2 separate regions of the Homo sapiens genome follow, and region 1 is linked to region 2. The links are chromatin loops, found by intact Hi-C in ENCODE. Cell type or tissue: breast epithelium. All regions are shown on one strand.

Region 1 (2,500 bases), 92 kb before region 2:
TGCTTTAGTTGGCTGGCTCTGGCCATAATAAGACAATAGCGTGCACTGCTGCTGCCCTATTCGCAGGAGCAGACAACTAAGGTGCTAATGAAAACACACACCGGCTTTCGTGAATGAAAGTCACATGACTTGTTCTGTTTCCTTTATTGAAAGAGAAACCTTTACAAAAATAGTACTTCATAGAAGGAAGCATAGTATGTGGAACACTAAACCAGGAATCAGGAAACCAGGTTTCTAGTTGCTGATCTTAATGAGTCATTGTGTGTCTATGGGAGAGCCACTTAATCCTGCCTTCTCACTTTCCCTGTCTGTAAAATGGGGGTAATTATAATCCTCCCCTTTCTGTGTCACAAGGCCGCTGGAAGGTAAATGAGGTCATAAACATCAAGAGTGTTTTAAGCTCTTCTAAAGGAAGATGCTAATAAATCCAGTTGTTGATACTTATTGCTTTGAAACCATGAATGTATACAGGAAAGACACTTTTGTAAATGGGTGCTCTTAAATTGAAACAAACAGTAACAGCATAGTCTGAAAATGGAGCCAGCACCTTAAAAATTGCTTACCTTTACTGCTTATTGCTAGTTCCGCTCCAGGCTCCCAAGAGCCATTGTTTTCCCCCTTTATGTAACTTAAGATCTGTTCATAGATATTTATGAACAGATTGTAACAAAGTGGTGTTCTAAATTACATAGTAAAGTAACAATTAGGGAAAACAGTATGGTAATCCTGAAACTATGTTAAGACTGAACTTCTGATTACCTTTTATTACTGGTTTTTATATTAAGAGATGTTGACAAGATGAAAATGTATAATTAGAATATACATTTTAAAAATCGCCTCTTAATGCCGAATGCATTGAAAGAAAAACAGAACCCTGAGGTTGTTTGACTACTCATTGTTTAGTCTGGGGGTTCATTCTTTGGGGTCGATTTAATGAGGGTGGTCATTCCTGCAGTTTTGATGGTAGCACTGTGCTTATCAAACATAGTAGGAAAATGCGTGATTCTTTTGTTTTTCTACCACCCAAAAAGGAATCTTAGTAGAGAATTGATATTTTATTTTCTTTAGAAGTATGAGTATTTAAAATGAGGCTCTTTTTTCTGAAGAGAAGAACTTGGAAAAGTTTTAGTAACAGCATGAGTATAATGGGTTTTCTGTTAAAATTCCCACTAATGCATTTTCTTTAGAAACGTAGTTCTAAGAGCTAATTTTGGTATCAGATTTGGCAAGTAGAAAGGGTTTTTGTTTGTTTGTTTTGGTTTTTTTCTAGGGGGAGTAGCACAGAATCAAGTGTTCCCATTTCACCTTATAAACTTAAGGGAAAATGTAACTTTATTCTTTCATCTGCATTGCCAAGTAGAATGAGGAAAACACTGGGTGAGGCAAAGTGCTGTGCCCCCCGCCCCCCATCCTGCATTTGGACAGCTGTAATGCAGGTGGATTCTCTGTTTCATTTCTCTAGTACGGATGACAGCAGAATGTATATTTCTATACAAGATGAACAAAACGTTTTAATGTTGGCGTTTTAATGAACAAATGAAAACAAAATTTTCTGAATGTCCAAAAGTATTGGTTATAAACACATTAACTGTCAGATCATGATTTTTGTGAAAAGAATGCTGTCCAAGTTTAGATAGGGACACTCTTTCTATATTTAGTTTGAGTGGGTTCTTCAAGACTGCAGTGGTTATTCTGACTCATTTCAGGTAGATTATTGTACACAGAGTTCAGTGCTAGACTTTTCTGAAGAAAACTAGTAAAGTCATCATTTGGCATGGAGGAGATGATGGGGTTGATGATTGCTACTGATTTCAATTTCTTTCAAGATAGCTACAGAGACTTACATTAACTGGGTGCTAAAATACAATGCATAGGTGAAGGTTAGTGTAGAAAGAGTTGGAGTATATGTTGTATACCAACATTTTGCTCTGTAGGTGCAAATAATGCAAGATGCTTCTGTGTGTTATAGCTTTATTACTTAAGTGAATTCATTACATAAGAATTCTGAAATAGATTGGATTAAAACTTATGGGTTACATGTTTACAAATGATAAAATAGTCAATTTGGTGGTTCTGATTAATTTTCTATTAGACTAGGAAAATACTAAGTTTGTATAGAGTCACTTTTATGTGTCCAAAGACACTGTAAAACTTGAATGGGTAAAGGTGAAGCCTTGGAAACTCTGTCCAGTTTTCTTATGTCATATATGATATCTATATACACAAGGTTTATAAAATATTCCTTGCTTACTGTGTTTTTACTGAAATTTGGAATATTTGATCAAATATTTTGACCCACGATATATTTTTTAAAGATAACTGATCACACGCATTGCACCCTGTAAATGCTGGGTTTTTTTCTTTTTTTTTTTTTGAGACGGAGTCTCACTCTATCACTCAGTCTGGAGTGCAGTGGTGTGATCTCGGCTCACTGCAACGTCCACCTCCCGGGTTCAAGCGATTCTCCTGCCTCCGCCTCCTGAGTAGCTGGGACTAGAGG
Region 2 (2,500 bases):
AAGTGAGATAATGATCGTTTCCAGGTGCACATACAAGGTTGAGAAAAGGGATAGGCTTTTTTCAATTTAAAAAGTTCCCCAATAACTTTTTCTTAAATCTTTGGAAATTCTACTGCTTCTCTGCTGGAAAGCACTTAAATTGATAAGAAAAACAGTGAACAAGTACCAAACTCTCAACCGAGTACCTTGGAAATAGCTACCTGAGTTAGCCTGACAGCTGGATTTTCATGGACAGCTGTGCTCATAGTTGTGAATTTGTATTGCGTGATTTTAATGTTGCCATACTTTTAATCGCTAAAATAACCCTAGTTCAAAAAACAGAGGTAAACATTGATATTTTATCATGTTTCGTAACTTTCTGATGTTTCATTCCCTAAGTAATTTTAAGAACCCTTGTTTAGACATCTGGCTTTATGGGACAATCAAAAATATGATTTGAGTTCTTTATTTCAGGACAATTTATGCACATAAATGTGCTACAGAAAATAAGGAGGAGTAGGTTTTACTTAAGCCGACTTTGTTTTCTCCTGTGGGATGAAGAGCAGCTCTTTCCATTGATCTGATTGTCCCAAATAATGTTTCAGTGCTTCAGTTCATTTTGACCACGTGGTCACACCCCAAAATGTCAGCCACAACATTACACTGTACACACAAAAGTCCAGATTTACCGCTGTACCTTTGGTCCAACAACATTTATATTTAGCCTCCAATAAAGGCTCAACTTGCTCCAAGAGATTTTTAATGAAGAGCACCATAACATTCCGGTTGCAATTATGCAGTGAATGGCAAATTCCAGAAGCATAAGTAAATCAATGGAGAAAGCACAATGATCCCTTCTACACTAGCATCTGGATTTTTAAAAATCCACATAGCCTCTTCCTTCCTTTCTCCCTCCCTCCCACTCCTCCTTCCACCCTCTCCCCTGCTGGGCATGTGAGGCTTGCTCCAAGCTTGATTCTGAGTGGAGTTTTCGCATTTCTAACCTGCACAGAGGCCGGGTCCAGCCTTAGGTGGCTGTCCCATGGTGGACTTGGGGCTGCCATACCCAGTTCATTTTCTCAACCCTTCACTTCATTTTCGCCCGTTGACACAGGCTTAGTGGGCTCCGGATTTTATTTTTTTTAATTCCAAACGGTTGCCTAACTTTCCCCTTTCGCCTAAACACGATAGAGCTGTCTTTCTTCGCTGGAGCTGCTTGCACGGGCACGGTGGCATTTGCTGCTATTTCAGCTCTTTCCACGCAGCAAATCTGCTTTCCCCAGCCCCGAAGTAAACATCACCTTTTCCCTAGTTGACCTGCCTCTGCTGAAAACACACCCACCCCTTCCTGCTCCAATTACAAACTTAGACTTGACTGTGGGCCAAGTTGCTTTTCCCACAGGAGCAATGTCTCTGCCTCACACTTGGTTTTTCCAAGGGAGGCGGTGACTGAGGCCAGCACAGACAATGCTCCAGCCTTTGTATTTGCTGGGCCACAGAGAGCCACGTAACATTTATTCAGATCCAGTGAAACCTAATGCGAGGAAGCCAAGGGGAAGGTGGTTTCTCCTGCGTGCCATTTTCAAAAGTGTGCGAGCTGTCTGTCCAACTACACATCTCTTTTTAATCATGTCTGCTGAGGTCTGACCTAGATGTGTCCCATCCCTCACTTCCTCTTGGGGTGCCTAAGAGGGTTACCATTTGGGGCGATGACAGGTGTGTCCTGGAATGGGCCCTGTTACACAGGTGGATTGACCTGATCCTGGGTGTGTGAGCAAAGCCCAGTGCTAGCAGATTAGTTATGTCATAAAACATTAGGAAATATTTTATACAGTGGAGATAAGTCGGAGAACTGCAGGCTGCTGGGTTAGGCCAAATCGTTCTGGAAGCAGGGTCAAATGATCTTATATACTGTGTTTGCCTGACTTGGTGGAGTTGAAACTAATGACTCTTCTTCGCTTTGTGGAGCAAAACTTCCAAACTGCATTATATTTTTGGCTCTGACCTTGCACCTGCCACCCCACAGCCCCAGGCATCATTAGACACCAGCACAAGTCATTTTCTGAAGACGTGAACTCCTGTTGTGGTTTATTTGCTTTCATGACCCAAAGACCTGTCAGGCTTTGAGTTTTTCTTGGTAGCGAGTGTTCCCTCTCTGCACCTCAGCTTGTAGAGCTCTTCCATGGGAAGTCACAGAGTTTATACCCAGGGATGTGGCTGCATTGATGCTGCTGGCAGGGGCTGGGGGGAGGGGTGTCCTGTTTCAGCTTCTAGAAAGCTGCCTTTCCCATTGCCTACAACGGTCATTGCATACTTTCACCATTTTCATTTTCCCCCAACTCCTACCTTATCCCTTCCCCACCCTCCACACTGAACACCCAACTGTGATTTTGACTTTTTAAAGGAAACAGATACATCAGGACAAACCCCCTCAACTTTCAGGTTACTTTTCTACCAACTCATTTCTACCTGTTCACATACCTGTTTTAAGCTCATATCAGAGAAGTTATTCCTTTTGCTT

Evidence for each region. A loop is a pair of places that touch in the nucleus more often than their neighbours do. Peaks named below come from ENCODE experiments on the same cell type or tissue, not always from the same donor. Only the 100,000 strongest peaks of a DNase experiment are listed, where the experiment ranks them.
Region 1: a loop joins it to region 2, with 9 times the contacts of the local background. A loop is called at or near these places in 3 of 110 quality-filtered maps.

What each region holds. Positions count from the first base shown.
Region 1 is chr13:109,776,023-109,778,522 of GRCh38, reverse strand. All of the region lies in intron 1 of IRS2 (insulin receptor substrate 2), which reads left to right. Among named protein-coding and RNA genes, the nearest start is that of IRS2, 9.3 kb to the left of the region's middle. In breast epithelium, no CTCF peak of the experiment used is centred here; no DNase peak of the experiment used is centred here; H3K4me3 peaks cover 2,500 bases; H3K27ac peaks cover 739 bases.
Region 2 is chr13:109,683,900-109,686,399 of GRCh38, reverse strand. No RefSeq gene overlaps it. Among named protein-coding and RNA genes, the nearest start is that of LINC00676, 43 kb to the left of the region's middle. In breast epithelium, no CTCF peak of the experiment used is centred here; a DNase peak (open chromatin) is centred at 1,415; H3K4me3 peaks cover 960 bases; H3K27ac peaks cover 1,570 bases.